Linked DNA regions of Mus musculus: all the other regions are linked to region 1. A link is a loop called in an ENCODE intact Hi-C map of the cell type or tissue named here. Cell type or tissue: left cerebral cortex. All regions are shown on one strand. Region 1 has its middle 29 kb from the start of Gm34348. Region 2 has its middle 11 kb from the start of Gm40838. Region 3 overlaps Cyria (CYFIP related Rac1 interactor A). Region 4 has its middle 33 kb from the start of Gm24208.

What was found. A loop is a pair of places that touch in the nucleus more often than their neighbours do. Peaks named below come from ENCODE experiments on the same cell type or tissue, not always from the same donor. Only the 100,000 strongest peaks of a DNase experiment are listed, where the experiment ranks them.
Region 2: a loop joins it to region 1, with 2.1 times the contacts of the local background. A loop is called at or near these places in 7 of 42 quality-filtered maps.
Region 3: a loop joins it to region 1, with 9 times the contacts of the local background. A loop is called at or near these places in 40 of 42 quality-filtered maps.
Region 4: a loop joins it to region 1, with 5 times the contacts of the local background. A loop is called at or near these places in 11 of 42 quality-filtered maps.

Annotation. Positions count from the first base shown.
Region 1 is chr12:12,174,151-12,179,150 of GRCm38, reverse strand. No RefSeq gene overlaps it. Among named protein-coding and RNA genes, the nearest start is that of Gm34348, 29 kb to the right of the region's middle. RefSeq lists an enhancer at 1-55. In left cerebral cortex, a CTCF peak has its summit at 2,710 (motif pointing left); DNase peaks (open chromatin) are centred at 561, 2,666 and 3,187; H3K27ac peaks cover 1,409 bases.
Region 2 is chr12:12,223,316-12,228,315 of GRCm38, reverse strand. No RefSeq gene overlaps it. Among named protein-coding and RNA genes, the nearest start is that of Gm40838, 11 kb to the left of the region's middle. In left cerebral cortex, no CTCF peak of the experiment used is centred here; DNase peaks (open chromatin) are centred at 831, 1,280, 2,453 and 4,748; H3K27ac peaks cover 2,895 bases.
Region 3 is chr12:12,315,841-12,320,840 of GRCm38, reverse strand. All of the region lies in intron 2 of Cyria (CYFIP related Rac1 interactor A), which reads right to left. Among named protein-coding and RNA genes, the nearest start is that of Gm34407, 29 kb to the right of the region's middle. In left cerebral cortex, a CTCF peak has its summit at 2,485 (motif pointing right); DNase peaks (open chromatin) are centred at 2,427, 2,975, 3,764 and 4,510; H3K4me3 peaks cover 607 bases; H3K27ac peaks cover 2,944 bases.
Region 4 is chr12:13,212,101-13,217,100 of GRCm38, reverse strand. No RefSeq gene overlaps it. Among named protein-coding and RNA genes, the nearest start is that of Gm24208, 33 kb to the right of the region's middle. In left cerebral cortex, a CTCF peak has its summit at 2,009 (motif pointing right); DNase peaks (open chromatin) are centred at 1,533, 2,011, 3,082, 4,757 and 3 more places; H3K27ac peaks cover 308 bases.

The sequences.
Region 1 (5,000 bases):
GTGATATAGTCTTGGTGGAACCAGAATAGTACATCGGAGTACAGAGGTCCATCTTTTTAAACCCTCTCATTTGTCACAGATGCATGAGGACTGGGGAACCAGAAACCAGACCTGAACCTAGGACCATCCAAGTAATGGGCTGAAGTTTATATAGCTGTTTGACTATGAAGTCAGGACTATAAGCCGACAGTCTTGCCTCCCATTCTATGACATATACAATAGTTTCCAAACTGCACCCTATATCTGGGTTTTCGAGAATAATAGTCTCATTTTTTGGTCATTCAGTTTGGGGAGAATTTTCTTGGTGGTGTGTACCCCACAAACACCCTTGGCATCTTGCAAAGAGCAGAGCCAGTCCCTCTTTGTCCTTCTGCAAGTTGTCTATGTAGTTACCTGTATTGGATATGAATAGAGAGGCAGCTAGCACAGCCTAGTTCTTCAGTGTAAGTTCTGTGTTCCCTCCCTGTAGGACTCTCTGCTGAGAAGCAGCTGGGGCTTGTGCCCTGATTTTTGCAAAGTACTCAGAGAACAGATGCATCCAGCAGATGTAGGCCCTGGGACTTGGAGGGAGCCTTTCTCACATGTTCAGCACTTGGCTGCCCTCCTTGCTTCTGAGTTACCTCTGATGAGGGGCAGTGGGAGCATGGAGGAGGGCCATCTACACTCCGTGGAGACGTGATATAAACACTAAGTAAAAACAACTGTGAAAGTAAGTCAGTCCCATGACCCTCCCTGCTCCACTGTCATGTATTTTATTTCCTGCCATTTGATTCTGGCTTCGTCCCCTCTGTGCATTTATGATGCTTCACTGAGGTCAGTGACTCCTGAGAAGCGGAAAATGACACTGTATACAGCTAGGGTTCGGACAGTTCTGAGGCATATTAAACTTGGGATTTTCAAACAATTTCATCAGAAAATATCAGTGAACAAAGAGGAGAGATGACAAGATCTTTGAATGTCCTTGTCTGTTAGCTGGAGAGAACACAGGCTAATTTACACATGCATTGCATCCTGAGGGTCACTCTTCCATGGCATTATCAGAAGGATGCTTTGACCAAGAAAGGGGATTGGCTTTTCCTTGGCTGACGTTGCTGGTAAGCAATGCTTCTCAGGCTTCTTCTGGTTCTGTGGCCACAGCCCTCGGTCAGGCATCTTCAAGCCGTCGTAGAACAGCAACCTGTAAGTTTGGCTTAGGCCCTCCCCTAAGCAGCTTCAAACCACCCATCTCTTTATCACCCATCTCTGTACCACCACCACAAGATTGGCTCTGCAATTCTCCTACTTAGAGCACCATGACAACTGTCCATCACTCAGGTAATGTGGGACCACCTTCCAGTACCACACAGGGATTCTCTGCTGGCCATTCAGCACCTCCCTGTCTCTGCGCCAGGTGTCCCTTCTCTTAACACCAAAGTCCCAGTTATATGGAAATTCTCCCCTTCCTGAGCTTCCGGCTTTTTCTAATGGCCAGATGCCTTTGTTCTCTACATCCTTGTTCTGTTCTGTTCTCAGCTCCTGTGTCACCCCCCTTAAGCTGCAAACTCTGGGACAAAAGGCCAATAGTGCTTATTTAACATATCAAAGCGACCCCACAGCCAGATTCTTCTCCCAGCATCCCTCAGTCCCTACCTGTTACAGGGTATCCTTGCATACTCTGCCCTACAGTCTGAATTTTCCAGGGGCTGGGCTGCCCTTCCCCCAGAGGCTCTTCTCTGAATAATCCAGCCATTTTGGTTCTTGCCCCTTTCATTCCTTAGGCCTCCTGGCTGCTGAACCATTTCCCCCTCACTATCCTTTTCCTTCCCCTCCCCCACTCCTCACAAGGCTCAGAGTCATTACCTCTGTGGACTTGCCCAGATGTGTCTACCTCTGGCTTTGCTCTCCCTTTTATCTACAATAACCTTTCTCCTCCACCATTCCAAGGAGGGGGTCAAATTCTTTCCTTTTATTTCTTTTTCCTCCACTCATGCAGCTACAGGAGCCTGACCAATCTGAGCCCCCAGCAGAATTAGAGTATACTGCCCTCCTCTTGGTGGGCCATTTGTCCTCCCTCTATCATCTGACCGTACCTATGAGTCACCTCTGTCTGCCTGTTAATCGGGTGGTAACCGGAAATGGGACCACTCTGTCTCCTGAAGGCCTGGCCAGATGAAGAATTCATTGCAATTTGATGAATCTGTGAGAGACAGACCCAGGTTCTGAAGAGATGGCCTCCCGACTTTGTCTCTCTAGCCCTGTCTGCCTTCAGCTCCTGTAGAAACAGCTGCAGGGCTCACAGGCCAAACCCCATGGGTCAGAGAAACAACTGTCTTGTGAGTGTGTGTTTCCCCTCAAAACAAAGATTGCAACATCCTCCTGGCCTGGAGTTCACAGCTGTGGGAGGAGGTTGCACTGGGTAGTGCAGGGTCAAGGAGGCAGAGGTGGGGGTGTGGGGGACCGTTAGGTCTGAATAAGTACCGAGGTAGAGCTTAGCCCCACCCCCACCAAGCCGGGTGGTGCAAACACTGTGAAGAGCCCGGTTTTCCTTAGCTTCCTCCCCACGTTTTACTTTTCTCTGATATTTGATTATGTGTGAATTCCTTCTCATCCCCTGGGAGCTAGCACCCTACCGCCTTTGCAAAATATCTGAGTTACATTTTTGCAGATCGTCAAGCTTCAAGGGCATTCAAACGACCTTCTAGAGGACTGCAGTGTCTTGGTAAGTGATGCCCCCTGGTGGCCAAATGGAGTAGTTGCAATTCGCAGGGACCATGAAGTAAGAACCCTGGCTTTGTAATGGCCATGAGGCTCTGTTCAGCAGATGTCCCACTGTCCCTGAAGGATTGGCTGAAGGGCAACAGGGTTGTGTGTGTGTGTGTGTGTGTGTGTGTGGTATCAGGCCTTTAAGGATGCTGAAAGTTTACCTTCTATAATCTGAGTGCTAAAGAGTTGTTTAGAGACCCACCCACTTATTTCTCAGATGAAGCCAATTCCAGGGAGGGGAGAGGGAATTTCTCAGTCTGTATGACAAGTTGAAGAGGCAGAACAGGCATGTTGGTTACTGATTTGAAATTCTTTCCTTCTAGCATCTTGGGACACCTGCCATGAAGTCCTTCCTATGTTTGCTTTCTTTCAGAGGAAGAGAAGACCAGCATCTTCCCTCTAAATCTCCCTCGGTTGGGCTCCATCTCAGTCCTACTTGCTACAGGAAGTCTTCTACAAATAATCAGAGGACACATCCAAAGCTCTCCTGGAGCTGGTCCAAAAGTTAGACGGTAGAATTTGAACTGTGAACACATTGCATAGAAACAACCTCACAGGGCTTGACAGTCTAATGAAAAGTAATAGTCAGAGAGACAGAGAGGCACAGGTCGAAGGACAATTGAGGCACTATTGTGTATTTTGAAGAAAATAAGTAGGGCAATTTGGTAGAGGACAAGTTTAAGTGAGGCCCATGAGCATGGTCAAGGAGGATTGCACTAAAGCAGGGAGAACATTCAGGGAAGGTAGAGGAGAGGTGTGTAGAGGCTGTAGGTCTGGGGTGAGATTGGCAGGTCCCATCGTGGAGAAGACTCAAGAGGTGATAGACTAGTGGCCAGGAAGAGCACACCAGGGCAAGAGCAAGGAAGCCAGGCCAGAGGCACAATCTGATTTATAACTCACGTGAATCCCAGGCTATGGCACTGCCAGTCTCCACTTTCACACCAGCTCGTCTCCTCCAGAAAGTCCTTCACCACCCTACCAAGTTGGAGTCACTTCTCTGAGCCCTGGTGTTAACATCTCTGTGTCTCTATCATTGGGGCTATCCATGACACACCAGCTGTGGCTATGTCTTTTGACTACCCAGCATAGTAAGCTCCACATTCAGAGAGACAGAGACAATGGACCCAAATCTAGAACATTCTGCCAGAGGCAATGTGTCCCTATGCCACCGCTTCTTGGTGTGTAAGGTGAGACTAGAAATGCACATTGCATAGCTTTTTAAATAATTAAGTAATAAGTATAAAACGTTGTCACAACAATGGCAGGCACTATGTCACCTCTCGTTAAGGAGGAGATGTCCTTTCTGGGTATGTTCCCAGGCTAGCTCCAATGAGATCCATCCTAGCGTCTATGGTGGCAGTTGCATGCTTTGGTAGTTGCATAGGGAGACTTTGGAGGGAACACATTTAGTCAGACTGAAGAAGAAAACTGAAGGTGGCATAGGTTGATGGAATTCTGAATTATTGAATAAAGTTAATTTATTTAATTATTCCCTTTGGCAATATACACTAGACAAAACAGCTTGGGTTTTTTGTTTGTTTGCTTGCTTGCTTTTTTGAGATAGGGCTTCTCTGTGTAGCCTTGACTATTCTGGAATTCTCTGTAGATCAGGTTAGCTTCAAACTCACAGCGATCCACCTGCCTCTGCCTTCCAAGTGCTGGCCTTAAAGGTGTGCAGCACCACAGCCAGGCTGACATACTGTTCTCGTGCAGCTGTTCTTGGGCATGGGTTGTCTATTTACAAAAGGCACCAGACCAGAGGTTCTTCCTCCCTTAATCCTCAGTGAGGATGGTCTTTGTTTCATTGGCAGCCTTCTTCAAACACACGTGGCTCACATGGGAAGGACGAAGCTGGACATTCTGGTCTCATTCTGTACTTGCCCCATCTTCCTTCAATGTTCTCCATTCACTTACAATGATTCACTAATTGTATCATTGTAATACTTGATGTTATATTTATTAACTTATTCTTTTCTCCATCGTATCTAGTTTACGTCGCCCTACTGCTCTTGGAAAGAGGGCCTGCGCTGGAGTGTGGCCAACCTACCAGGCGCCACATCATTAAAGAAAATCGAGTCTCCCTCTTTCCTCAGCTACCAATATCTCCTCTGCCAGGGGTGGGATTCCATGCAGATATCCTGTCCTCCATACTGAGATTCCATTTAGACTGAGCTTAGGCAGGTCTCTTGCATGCTGTCACAATTGCTGTGAGTTTGAGATGTCTACTGTACCCTGCTGTGTCTGGGAAACACATTCTT
Region 2 (5,000 bases), 49 kb before region 1:
TGAGAACAGTGTGCACAAAGTTCTCCGGAAAGTGCACTGAATGCTCAAAGAACAAGGAAAGGACAGTGAGGAAAGGGGACATGAAAGCTGAGGATGACCGAAGAGTCCTGCCATAGCATGAGATCCTTTGGTTTCAGGTAAATTGCAGTACCTGAAAATTCTCACAACTAAAATCAAATTTGATTTTATATTATTCTATACACAGGTCTCAGTTCCCTCTTGGTTTCAGTTTTCTCTCTCCCTCTTTCCTTCTCTCTCTCTCTGTCTGTCTCTCTCTCTCTCTCCCTTCCTCCCTCCCTCCCTCTCTCCCCCCCCCCTCTCTCTCTCCCTCTCTCTCTCCTTTGTTTTATGTGCATTGGTGTTTTTCCCACTTGTATGTTTGTATTGAGTGTCACATCATCTGGAACTAGAGCTCCAGACAGTTGTGAGCTGCCTTGTGAGTGCTGAGTATTGAGTCTGAGTCCTCTGGAAGAACATCCAGTGCTTTTAACTGCTGAGCCATTTCTCCAGCCCCTGGTCTCAATTCTTAATTGCGCAAAACATAAACGAAAGGTCAAAGGGTGCACATATCAGCAAAAGGATTTCTGTGGAAAGAGAACACATGTGTCCTTTTGGTGTGAATGTCTGGCTACCAGCTGTCTGTGTGACCGGAGAAGTGGGTAGGTGCCCATGACCTTTGTTCCCTTTGTCTCTAAAGTTAGAGGGTGATGCTCTTGGAGCTGTTGCTCCCAGGCTTAGTTTCTTTTCTGTGGAAGAGTTGGCAGTTACTACCGCCCTGCACTAGAAATTCTGAGTTTCTAAGCAAGATTTTTTCTTCCATCCTTTGCTTTTTCTCGCCCCTTCCATTCTTCTAACATCTGGCCCGTTTTCCAGAGTCTAAAGAATTCTAAAGTAAAAGAGTGTACTGCATAGGCAACATCTTTCTTTAAATACAACCTCATGGGTTATTTTGTGTAGCAGGAGCCTTCCTTGACAATATAAAACATAGAGGCTCAGAGCTCATAATATTAAATTATATGGAATTTAATTCCATTTCTACAATTTAGAAACTATATTGGCTTGAGCAATTTACTTCAATTCTCTGTGTCCGTGTCTTCATTTGTACAGTGAGGTAATGGTGCCCATCTCATAGGGTGGGTCTTGGGATTACATAAATTAAAAATTAAAATGGCTGAAGCCCGGAGAAGAGGGCCATGTGTTCATCACTGGGTGAGCGAGCACCCAGGAACTGAGCTGCTGTCTCATGCAGGAGTCTAAGCAGATGGCTGGGTGGCCTCTCCTCTGGAATGTGGTGCCAGGGACTTCTGTCTCAAAATGGTGGTGACTTTGGGGGTCCCATCTGGCTCTGACATTTTGGTATTTGAAAAGTAATGAGACCCACTCATTTTAACAGTGGGCATCTTCTAGAATGGAGGGAGAGCATGGTCATCCAGCCCGGCTTTGGGATGGTGAGCTAAGCTCTGGGAGAGTCATACAATCAGAAAAAGCCAGAGTGATTTCCATCTTAAATACTATCTGCGAAATGCTTTAATGTCAAGACTCCAGCTGCTTTTCTGGCTTGCCTTTCCTACTTAGATTTAATTTTTTCTTCAATAATTCATCAGTGGTTATAGAAACAGTCTGATACAGAGAAAAGATCAGAGTTAGTGTTTCTAAATACAATGTTCAGTCCTTATACGGAGTGGTGGAACACCTCTTACATTCAGTTTCCCAATTTTATATAGAAATCAAAACAACTGTCTTGTGTCAACAATATGAGAATAACTTTAAACAACATTCAGGACTCTGCAAGGTAAAAATGATAGCTTTGCTGACTTGCCCTGCTGGACTGCTGACCCCACCTCTGCTCAATCCCAATTTCCATTTTAATTTTTTTTTTTTTTTTTTGAGACAGGGTTTCTCTGTGTAGCCCTGGCTGTCCTGGAACTCACTTTGTAGACCAGGCTGGCCTCGAACTCAGAAATCTGCCTGCCTCTGCCTCCCAAGTGTTGGGATTAAAGGTGTGTGCCACCACTACCCAGCTCAATCCCAATTTCTACTACATTCTAGAATTATCCATTAGAGTGATTTCTTTGCAAATAGATAGAAAAAAGATGTCTCTGTATTGGCGATAGTGTGTGTTGGTATTAGAAAATATTTATAACCTCCTGGAAACCAGACATCATTTGAATTCATGAAAAGTAGTTGCTACAAGTTCTAAAAATATTACTCATAAATAATGCTGTTTCCAGACCCCTTGTGCTGAGTCAGGTAACCCTGAGCCCTCTGTTCAACAGGCCTCTGATCACTCCTGTAACGCCAATGGGGAAATTAGCTAGTGCCAAGATATTTTTAACTGGTCTGAACAAACACATCTTCATTTGCATACAGCAAGATGTAACCTTAGCAACAGCGTGTATTTTTGGACACCCTTTCATTTAATGCAAATGAAGCCCATGGATGCACCCGGAATCTGGTGACAGAATTCAACGTGACCAATGCACGTGTCAGCAGACAGCCCTGGTAGCCCAATTTCCTGTCACTAGTACAGATCAGCATGGCCCCAGATGGAATAATTTTAAAACATCGGTTGTTCCTCTTTACTTTCCAGTCACATTTGACTATTGCTCCTGTTCTAAGTGGCCCGGGGTGTGGGAAAATCTGGATACTGCTTGTGTAAAGAATTACACTTTAACAGTGTGAAAGAGAATTGAAAGTGGCTATGTAGCTTCTACACTGTGACACAAGGGCGGTTCCCTACAATCTCTGAGCCAGTGTGTGCTAGAAACTCAGGGCACACATTAAGTTCATTACATCTTCTTGATTGTGAAAGTTTTTTTTTTAATTAGGTATTTTCTTCATTTACATTTCAAATGCTATCCCAAAAGTCCCCCATCCCCTCCACCCCATCCTCTACCCACCCACTCCCACTTCTTGGCCCTGGCGTTCCTCTGTACTGAGGCATATAAAGTTTGCAAGACCAAGGGGCCTCTCTTCCCAATGACGGCCGACTAGGCCATCTTCTGCTACATATGCAGCTAGAGACACGAGCTTCTGGGGTACTGGGTTAGTTCATATTGTTGTTGTGAAGTTGTTTTAAGTAAAACTTTTTTAAGTGCTTTATGGCTTTAGGTCAGAATTCTGTATGTGTTCCATATCTATTGGTTATAATACGATGCCTTGATATGTATTTACTGGGGTAGGAGGGAATAAAACAAGCTAACTAATAAGAGATCTCTTTGAATATGTCTTTTGTCACAAAGACATTGCAAATGAACTGCTAGTATGTTTACAGAGTTGAGAAGGGCATCTGTTTGAGGACATGCTCTTACAATTTGTTCCCCTCCTTTGTGTCTGCCACCTCCACTACATTTATAACATTGGTGAGTGTGTGTGTGTGTGTGTGTGTGTGTGTGTGTGTGTGTGTGTTTGTGTGTGTGTGTGTGTAGGTCACAAGTCAACATTTGAAGTCTTTTTTTATCTTTAATCGTTTTTTACAGTCCAGTCGTTGTTATCCTCCTCTCATTCTGCCCTTTGACAGTAGTTATCCTCCTCATCCCATTCCTCCTCCCCTGTCTCCAAGAGGATGCTCCTCCCCCGACATACTCACCTCCCCAGGCTTCCTCATTCCCTGGGGTCTCAAGTCTCTCAAGGGTTAGTTAGGTGCATCTTCTTTCACTGAGGCTAGACCAGGCAGTTCTCTGCTGTATATGTGTTGAGGGGACTGGACCAGTTAGTGTATGTATGCTGCCTGTTTGATGGCTCAGTATCTGAGAGATCTCCTGGGTCCAGGTTTGTTGAGACTGCTGGTATTTTTTTTTTAAGCACTTTTCACTTCATTGTCTTGTGACAGAGTCTTGCTGCACCCAGAGCTCATTGGTTTGGCTACACTGGCTGGCTAGCAAGATCCTCTGGGTTCTACCCAACATCGCCTCCTTCAAGGGCCAGGGTGACAAGGCAAAATTGCTACATCTGCTTTATATAGGTGCTGGGGGTCCCAAGCTCAGATCTTCCTGCCTTCACAGCAAGTATTAGCAGTTCTGAAGATGGGCTGTGGGCTTCAGATTTTTTTTGAAATAGAAGAAGGAGGATTCTATGATTTGGATAAGTTTCTTACTGGACTCCATGTGCTAAAGGATTGATCCCTAGGTAGTGCTAATTATTAGGAAGTACTGGAACATTTAGAAGTCAGGGCCTAGCAGTCATTTTGTAGGTCTGTGAGGACCTGAACTGGATGGGGTTGTGGGACTTTGTCCTCTGTCTTTGTGTCTTCCCTCAGGAGTTCAGCAGTTTGCTCTTCTTGCTTGCTTGTTCACCACCATTGGTCTCCAGCACAAATCAGCAGAAGCCGAAGGCAACGAGTTACTGTGTCTTGGACTGGGGACTCCCAAACTGTGGGCAAAAGCGAACCTTTACGTTTTGTACATTACTGTCTCAGGCATCTCATTATCTCGAGAAGTTGGCTAACACCAAGGTTCATAAACTTTTACCAGTTGTTGCCGAGTAACCTTTGGATGGGAGCCTTCTTTAAGGATGTGACCTCAGAGAAAGTAGTTCCTCTTCTTTTTGTAACAGGATTTCGTGATGTTCAGGCTGACCTTGAACTCCTGATCCTCCCAAGTGCTCGGTTTATAGGCTTGTGTTTAAAATTATGTCTATCTTTAAGAAAGTACAGAGCAAGAACCCAGTCAAAGGACCTGATTTGGGTTTAGAGGAACTTGGAGTCCTTCACTGCCAAGTTCTTCTGGCAGCTTAGTTACGAGTGACTCATCTCTGCATGGGAAATCTGGGTGACACACAACAGAACTACATGATATGGTTGTGAAATTGACTTTCCTCTATAGCAGGCTTCCCTGTTTTAACAATCAACTGTCACCTTTGGTTCTCATGATCCAGCAGCCATAGAGTTTTGGACACTGCTGCCCTCTACACCTGGCTTCATTCTGTGGCTGTGTTCTTCATACCAACATAGGATCTTTGTGTGGATGTGGTTACACATACATAGGCATGTGTTTGTGCAT
Region 3 (5,000 bases), 140 kb before region 1:
TTATGTAAGTGGCATTGACCAAACTTCCTGCATGCCAGACTAGGATGTAGGCTTCAGAAAAGTAACAGCAGGCTCAATTGGAGAGAGAAGTTGTCCCAGGCGAAGAAAAGGAAGGGCGTGTTGTGTACATGAGGGCAATACATCACCATAAGATCTGTTCTTGTGTAGCAAAGGAGAGAGGTCGAGAGAGCTGGCTAGGGATTGGTTGTTTAGAAAACCTGCAACCTAACAAGCAGGGCAGAAATATGGATGAGGCCTTTGGTGCCGGAAAGATATCAGTGACCACACTGATGCTAAGTCAGAGTGTTAAACTGGGTCAAAAAAATCTCACTTCAGTTATCTATTGGCCAAGTTGATGTTTAAGAAGGTTAATTTTCTTGCACTGAGTCTCTATATCCCTTGATCACCTATAACCCAGTGTCTGGGGCCACAGAAACACTTCTCTGTTCCAACGGTCTAGATTTTACCCAATGAGCTTGCCCAAATTCCCAACATAATTGAAACAGCCTAAGGCCAAACCACCAGATATGCTAGTCAGAGAGGGGTCACCACTCAGGTGTAAGAAGAGAGTGGAGGAGCAGTGCAGCCGTGCAGAGGCTCAACAGGTCTATTCCCTGCAGCCTGTGCATCTTCAGTCCCTCAAAAAGGACAGTGGTGATAGAGTCACATCCTTCATGTACCATGATGTACGTAGACATGGTACAAAGAATGAACGAGGTGCAGGGAGCTTATTTCTAGGACCGAGACATACAGAAACGACACAGAATGGACAGGCCCACAGAGAAGTCGCTCTCTATCCCTTCTGTACATCCAAGTTATCACACATCATGAAAGGTTCAATATGCTAACTACAAATCATTTTTATGCATTTCCACAAAGCAGGCCCCACTACCAGGACTGCCCAGTTTAATCTAAAGGCTAAGACAATGCTTCTTTAACTCAAACACTGTCCCTCTGGGATGCTCGAAGTAATTGAGGACATGCCACATTTCCAGCCCCAGGAACTCAAATGATGTCTCCCTGTTTTATAATAATAGTAAGTTGTAACAGAAAGGCACTAAGTCAAGAGTGTTTTATAAGTATCAATGCGGTGATAGTCACAGCACTCTTAGTAGTGGCCCAGAGGCCTCTGGAGCTACTGACATAGCCCAGGGAATGGCAGCATCTACTTGGAAGAAGTTGTAATCTTTGCCATAATGTCTGTATATTATGTGTAATTGAAATTGTGACCTACTCATGTTTTAGCTCATATCTAACTCCACCCACATCTTACTTCCATTCACACTCAATACCCCTCCTCACCCTTGCCTTTTGTTTCCATGATAGACTAGCCTCCTCCTTCTCCTCTCCCTCCTCCTCCTTCTCTCTCTCTACACACACACACACACACACACACACACACACACACACACACACACTTGCACGTGTCTGGTGAGCTGTGTGAGCTCTGCCTCCTGTTCCTTACTACTCTCTAGTACGTGATAAGTCAGAAGTTTGAGCCAATGCACATCAGCCCTACACACAGAGTAGAACAAGTGAATGTTTCACAGATGACGACAAAAACATCACGGATTTCACTGACACAAGGAGAGAACTTGAGAGAATCATCCTGAGTGAGATTACCCAGTCCCCAAAGGACATGGATGGTATGTACTCACTTATAACTGGATATTAACCAGAAAATACAGGATTTCCATGCTACACTTCACAGATCCAAAACAACTAAACCAGAAGGAAGGTACAAGAGAGGATGCTTGACTCTCACTTAGAAGGGAGAATAAAATAGTCATAAGTAGCAGATGAAGGGAACTGGATGGGAGAAGGGATAGAGAAGAGAATGGAGGGGCTCAGGATCAAGTATGGGCAGGGACAGGAAAGATGCCCAGAGGTCATGAGAGTGAATGGGAATCTGCAACCGACCGGGATGGGGAGTTGGGAGGCATCTCCAGGACAAGACAGAGACCTGGGAGAAGGGAGGCAGCCAGGAATCAACGGGGATGAACTTAGCTGTGACTGATGACATTAGGGATACAGAACCTGAAGAGGTCACCTTCTGTACCCAGGCAGAAACACCAGTGGAGTGATAGAGACACCAACCTACGCACAAAATTTCTGATCCCAAATTTATCCTTTCTGCAAGAAATGCAGGAATGGGGGATGGAGCAGAAACTGAAGGGATGGCCATCCAAAAAGCAGCCCAACTTGAGACCCATTCCATGGGCAAGCATCAGTCCCTGACACTGTTGATGATAATGTTATGCTTGCAGACAGGGATCTGGCATGGCTGTAGTTTGAGAGGCTCCACCCAGCAGCTGGCTCAGACAGATGCAGACACCCACAGCCAAACTGTGGATGGAGCTTGGGGACTCTTTTGGAAGAACAGGAGTCAGGATGGTGAGTCTAGTATAATCTTGAGTTCTTAAACTAGATATTTCTGTTAAAATGAAGACTTTATATAGACGAGCTTGCAATTAAGCACGTAATCCACTAGAGGGCATTATTGTCTCACATGAAAAGGGACAGTTGGGTTTTGTGTACAAAAGCAGTTTGCAAAGCGAACAAAGCAGGATCCATTTCAACTGCTGCAATATCATTCTAAATAGCACATAGTTCTGGAGTAAAGTTTTTGAACTCGACGCTATAACACTCAATATTTAACGTGGACACTCAATTCCTGCTCATATGCAATCTCAGAACCATGAGTCTAGTTTGCCAGAGTCACGATTTTGGAGAGGGGAAAAATGAATAGATTTAGTCATTTGGCCCAGTAATTACCCTACCCTGCCTCCTTGATGAATTTTTAAAATCATATTTCCAAAGAGGAAAACATCTTCCTCATGGCTGTCCTGACTTCAGTTGGGAAGTGTAGGTGTTGGAAAGGGCATTGTATGGAACACCCAGGATCGGCACAGCATGTCTCCCCAGCTCAGGAACTTAATAATGATGGGCAGGTGGCTTAGTGGGTAAGAGCTCTTGCTATGCAAGCAGGAGGACCTGAGTTTGAATCGCTAGCACCACAGAAAAGCCAGGATGGCCACAAAAGCCTGTAACCCCAGTTGGCTGAGTGGAGCAGACCACAGGCCTGCTAGCTGCGAAGACTACCTGCAAAATAGCACCAGATTCAGTGAGAGACCTTGACTCTCGGGTAAGGTTGAGAGTAATGAGGCTTGACGTGGGCTATCCTCCTTCGTCCTCAGCATGGGCACCTGAGCACTCCCCCGCCCCCTTCCCCACATGTAAACATTCCTTCATGTAACACATGCATGCAACACATATACATACACACAATACTGATATTGGAAAAGTCTGCTTGAAATGCCATCAGAAGAAGAGATTTTTCCATTTATCCCAGACCTGTACTTATGGGTAAAGAGGAGTCCAGCAGCTTCCACAATGGATGCCTCCGCAGGAAGCTTTGTGATACACAAGAGAAGCCACACAGTCCCAAGGAACTCTCCTGTTTAGACAAATGAACTAAGACCATGACAGAACCCAACAAACAAACCCTTTAAAGTTTATCTCCAGATTTCTCTTCAGGCCCAGTCCAGCAGCTAGTGAGGACTTGCTGGCTATATGCCATCTTCTTCCCCCGCCGCTAGCCTTCCCAGGGTGGTGTCTGCAGGCCATGCTGAGCGTCCAGGCATGTTTGAAAGGCTGACCCGTTTTGCTTTCACTCTCCGCAGGGCCTGCAGGCTGCATGATCAGCTGGAATGCTGTCGGGGCTTTTCTTTAATTCTGCTGGAAGATAGCAATTCAAGCTCCTAGTATGGAGCTGGCCCTGGGAGCATTCTTTCTGAGAGTCTGGCTCAGAGGAGCATCCTTGAAACTGGAGCTCTGGGGCAAAAGCCCTGGCTTCAGCAGACCCACAAGCTACACTCAACCAGTGACTCTGATTCCTCTACGGGAGACAGATAGGAGCTTCAGGTCTAAATAGAGGAAGAACTGGAGTCGTGTTAAGAAATACGCATAGGCAAGCTGTCCTGGAGGAGGTGCCATCACACCCACGACTTCAGCTTCTGTCCTGTAAGGTGGGGACCTATAGTCACTGTCATCGTACAACAGGGCGAATCGGGTTCTCATAAGGTGGTCTTCTCTACCGTGTAGCTTCTCCATCATCTGGGGGTGGGGGTCTGTCATGCATGGGGCACCTTGCTGTTTCCTGTGAGCAGCAAGGGCCACATCTCTCTTCCTAGCCACCATTACCTGAAAGCTGGTAGGATGCACACCTCCTTTCTGGCTCTCTCTAATTCCTCTGAAAAGTAGGTTTTAAAAATCATCTTGCATGTGTATGTATGTATGTGTTCATGTATGCACAATTACGTGTGTGTGTGTGTGTGTGAATGTAGGCTCCAGGACACCATTAGGTGTCATCTCCCGGGGTGCCATTCGAGTCTACCAATGGGCTGCTGAGCCCTGAGCCCCTTCCTGTCTCTGCCTCCCTTGGAATGCAAGCTTGCGCCACCACACCCAGAGTTTCCACGTCGGTTGGTTCTGGGTTTCAAACGCAGGTTCTTAGGCTTACAACCTGTTTTTCTTGTCCATAAAGAATTCTAGCTAAGGACCTCACTATATTTTATTTCTAGTCATGAAATACAAAACATTTTTTTTTTCCTCTGAGTTTTCTGGATCCTTGCTGCTCTAAGCCTAACGTAGCAGCCTTGGCACCCACTCACAGATTCATCACATCTACAGAACTGCATGCCCTGCGTCTGTATTAATGTTCCCCAGGTGCTTCAAGGTTGGAGGCCACTGCACCCCACCCAGGACTTGAAATCCCACCATCAAATTCCCTTTTTAACCTTGTTTCCCCTGACGGCTCTCATGCTGGTTTTATTTGCATTTAGACTTAGAAGTAGGCTCATTGATCGATCTTTGCCCCAATGAAAATGTCCACAGGGATAAGATCTGTGAGTGGGCCTACAGGCTGTGCCTTGGGCTGTCGTTCCACACACCATTTCCTTCCTTGAGCTGAGAATGCATGGCTATAGTCAAAACCCTTT
Region 4 (5,000 bases), 1.0 Mb before region 1:
CAGGACCAGACCGCCAGTGCCAGATTACTTTCTGAAGGGGTTGTGCTGATTGACAGTCACACTAACAACCCAGGAAGAGCCTTGTGGAATATATTTTATGAATTAAAATAGAACTTGTTGTACTTAAACCTTGCTGTGTGTTTATAGAGTATAGATCAGTGCTAGTGAGAAGCAGATAGGAGGCACTTCCCACTTGACTCTGTACCCTGCTCCTTCCCTGTGACTGCCACCACCCCCACCCTTCCTACCCCCACCCGGCCACTATATTATGGGTTATAAGCTAAATATAAACTAAGATCTAAGCTTGAAGTCGGTCTTTTTTTCTTTTTTCTTTTTTTCCCTTTTCAAGGTAGAACTATGTGGCAATGACTCAGTCTGCCCCAGATTTAAAAAGAAAGAAAAGAATTGGTTCCTGGCCAATTGGAAATGGGTAGAACCATTTCGTCACATTCCTTGCCTTGTTTTGACTTAGAGAAATTATGTGCTTCATTGTCATTTGATAAGATACATTAAATAAATTAAAAAAAAGAGTAAATGCACAAGGAAACCCAGGGTAGATTTCCTTACAGCAATCTTATCGTTTGACTAGATAATGTCATTTTCCAAAGGACTAGTAGCAGTCCCGAAGTGATCTGGTTTCGTGGGAGTGGAGGAGGGACTATTGGAACAAAAATGCAATGGTCCAGGAAGGAAAGGGAGGGATACTAGTTTGCTATTGTGAAGGATGTCTTTCAAGGGAGGAAGAGATGAGGGAACTAAAGGGGGTTCCTGGGGGGTGGGGTGGGGAGGAGGGATGGGATTTATAGGGAGAGAGGGCACTGTAGGGGGTTGGTTCCTTTAAGGGAGGAAAAGATTGAGTATTTTGCTGTCAATTTCTGTTCAGTTGTTTTAGATTCATTTAAAATTCTTTAAAGCCTTAGTTTCTTTGTTTCTGATATTCCACTTCTAGTTAAACTATTGAGAGAAATCTGAAAGATTTTGCAATCTAGGAGGTCTGCAGGACCCAATAAGAGTTACAGACTTCTCTTTAACCTACTCACATCAGAGTCTGTTAGTTCAAGGACAGAACCCAGGACCACTGAGAGAAACACAGAAGTAGCTCTCAGAGCTTTTCTCATGGCAAATTTTTACCCTAAAGATGGCCCAAAGGACATGAGAGCCAGATTCCTTAAATGAAGTGCAGGGTCTGTCTAGACCTTGCCTCCAGGAACTCTGCCGTGACTGCTCTGGATGGAGTAGGCCTTGGGTGTCCCAGGTGATGCTAGCAAGCTGTTTTAAGTGGAGCCTGATCCATCCCTATGCATGCATGCATGCACATGTGCATGAGTGTGCATTCAGGGTTTTGTAGAGAATCTCGGATAGAAACTGATTAGAGGAGGAGAGACTATTACTTGAGTGTTGAAGTAGTGATGGCCATCATGAGTTTGGCTTTTCCTTCCCCACATATTGTGATTCCCTGGCTGCTCGCAGATGTTAGCTGCTTAAAGTCTGACTGGACATAAAGGGAAATTCTGTGTTTAGACAAAGTGGTACTGGACTGGTGGGAACTGATTCTGATCTTTTACTGTGAGGAAATTGTTGTAAAGGGGGCTAGCAAGAAAGCCCTGTAGAAGCCATTTAAAGTTCATGAGATGGCATGCTTAGCCACAGTCAGACTTACAAGCGCTTGCTAAAGAACCCTGAGACATGCTTGAGCGAGGACCGGCTTACAGTCTCAGACTACAGTTTGAGATATTTTGTTTGGCATTAAAAGCCAGGCAATTTGGAGAAATTGGATCATATCCGTATCATTACATACTGTTTACTTAAAATATTGGTATTAGTACTGTAGACTGTAATAACAAATCTTGTAATGTGTGTCCATCCATAAATTGTTACTCGTTTTCCCACTGGCTCACAACCCAGCACCAAGAAAACACTGCAGAATAAAACCTATGTGCTAATGGAGACAACCAGAGTCAGGGTGTGTGGGTTTGTGGCTCACTTCCCAGTTCTGTACACTAGGTGGTGCTAGTGTCGCGCTGTGAATACCCACAAAGGCCTGAACACATGTGTTGGTGTATTTTTACCACTTGGGGTCACTTAAGGATTACCTGACTTGCCTCTTTTCCATCTAAGCAAATTCACAGATTCCAAGGAATTATTTCCCCATTACATTTGTCAGAGTCTGTGGCTTTTTTTTTTACCTAGATCTTGAAGGCCAAGAAGTGTGAATTGGAATTTTTTTTTTCCTTAGCGAATTGGCCCCACATGGCTAGTGCCTGGGTGGTTCCTCCTGTCACAGTATGGTGGACTACCCCCCACCCCACGCCTTCTCTTGGGCCCACCATTGGAGACTTCTCCGTATAAAGATTTTCCATACATGTCAGGATCGTGCTTACGCTAATTGCTGTGCTCATTAACATCTCCAGAACTTGGAGTGCTTTTTCTCAGTCATTTCCTTTGATTTTGCCTGTCTCTGAAAGGCCAGCTCTGAACGAAGTGAGGTGGGTATCACATTAACTAATTGCTGACACCCACCGGCTTTCTTGCCTCCTATGCAGCTGATCCCAGGAATTACACCATTGCCCCTGGAGAGCATGCTAGAAATTTGTGGAATGGCCCTGGTGGACTTGCCTGCCTGTGGGTGGGTATGGGTGAGGACAAGGGCAGGATGTGTGGGCTTGCACAGCTTGGACAATGAGCCTAGTCACTTCATATGGCAGCTCATGGGGACTTATGTGAACACTCAAAACGTGGATGGTCTTTCAGAATCTCCCTTCTCAGCAAGTAACTTCTATTTTTCTTCCTTTCTTCCTTCCTATCTTTTTTTTTAAACTTTCTTTGATGTGTTTGCATATTTTATGTGCCTGGTACCTGTAGAGCTCTTAAGATGATATTGTATCTCCTGGAACTGGCGTTATACATGACTTGAGCCAACATAGGTGCTGGAACCAAACCCAGGTCCTTTGCAAGATCAACAAATGCTCTTAAGTGGGAGCCATCTCTCCAGCTATATACCTTCTGCTATCACTGAATAGCTTCTCTCCAGCTATATACCTTCTGCTATCAGTGAATGGCTTCTCTCCAGCTATATACCTTCTACTATGACTGAATAGCTTCTTAGGTGATGGAAGCAGAACTGAGTCACCAACTCAAGAACATCCTCTGCTGGGGCCATTTAAATCTGTGACAGAATTCATTTGGTTTCTACCACTGAGTGCACAGTTAAAATTACACTCAGTGTTATATAGTTTATCATCTGTGTCAAACCCACCCAAGAAAGTGAGATAGGCCTCTATTAATTAAATCCAAACTAAGACGCTTAAATCTTTTATTTCCCAACCTTCCTCCTTAAATCCTCTCCATTCATACCACCAACCCCTATGTAAAAAACAGTAAGTATCATTTATTGGTCTATACTGTGAACTTGGCATCATTCTAAGTACCCATTCTGGTTCAGTCCTAACAACCCAGAAGCTAGGTTACCTTCATATTTCCCAAGCATCACCAAGAGGGTAGTTACTAGTTTAAAGATGACATGGCTGGAAAGTAATGGTGCTAGGACTGCCTTTATTCTTATGCTGTTGCCTGCTGGGAGATCTTCCCTCCTTGACTGTCAGGATCTTACCCAGTGTCAGGGCCCTGAGTCATCCTACCCAGCCCCTTGAATGAAAAGTCTGCTCTGGAATGCCACCCAGAAGCCAGATATTTTGGATTCTGACTCATGTAAGAGCCAGCGCTATCCTTTTTCAGGTAAGGAGCCTGAGGCGCAAGGGTCTTGGATGTTGAGTTTGTCAAGCCCTGGAAGGTGGGCTTTCCTGCTGTGCCCCTCCAGGAAAACCTCAGCTCATCTCTTTGTCTCCCCTACACATTATAAATTAGCTAGCGGGTCGTGGTTGTGCACGCCTTTAATCCCAGCACACGGGAGGCAGAGGCAGGCAGATTTCTGAGTTCGAGGCTAGCCTGGTCTACAAAGTGAGTTCCAGGACAGTCAGGGCTACACAGAGAAACCCTGTCTTGAAAAACTAACTAACTAACTAACTAACTAACTAACTAACTAACTAACTAACTAAGCAAATTAGCTCTAAACTCTCTAAAACTGTCACATACCTATTCCAGGTGGGTCAAGGTGCTGCTAGAGCAGTGGTTCTCAACTTGTGGGCCACCAACAGTTGTATATCAGATATTTATTTTACCATTTATAACAGTAGTACCATTACAGTTCTGAAGTAGCAATGAAATGATTTTATAGTTGGGGGTCCCCACAACATGCAGAACTGGATTAAAAGGTTGCAGCATTAGGAAAGCTAGGAACCAATGGTCTAGTGAGAGGCTTTTGGGCTACAATGCCTCTTCTCCCTCTACAGTGTGCAGGCATTCTTACATTGTGACCTTTTCCAACTGACGAGACTATCATGCTTAGATGATGGAGGCCTTCAACAGAAAAACACCGAGACTTTTCACTCCGAGCAGGAAACAATATCCCATAGTGTAATAACCCCAACAGAATGGAAGAATAGACCACTTTCAGTAAAACAAACAAACAAACAAACAAACAAACAAAAAACAAAAAAACAAAATCACAGCTTTTTCAGCCTTCTCAAGAAAACCTTTGACCAAAATCTGAGCATGATTTTGAGCATATGGGCCCCAAGTTCCAATTTGCTGTGGCTGAGATTTCACTGGTACGATGGACCAACACTCCCAGAGAAATATGTGAATTCATCGTGGCTATTTTTGCAGCACTGAAGCTGGCACACTTCCAAGCTGAGAACTTTCTGCTTTAGCAGCTCTCGGTTATTTGAGGCTGGATGACTCACTTAGTGTAACATCCTCTTGTTTTCCTCCTCCTCCTCCTCCCCGGGCCCCCTCCCACCTAAGAGGGCTGGCAGGGGCAGGAAGGGTTATGAAACTCAAGCTGCTGTTGAGGACTGCATGTCTTGTCAGTTTTTGGTAGTGCTTTGTTGGGAACCACTCTTCCTGCTCCTTCACGATCTCCTCCCTACTAGGCAGGTCAC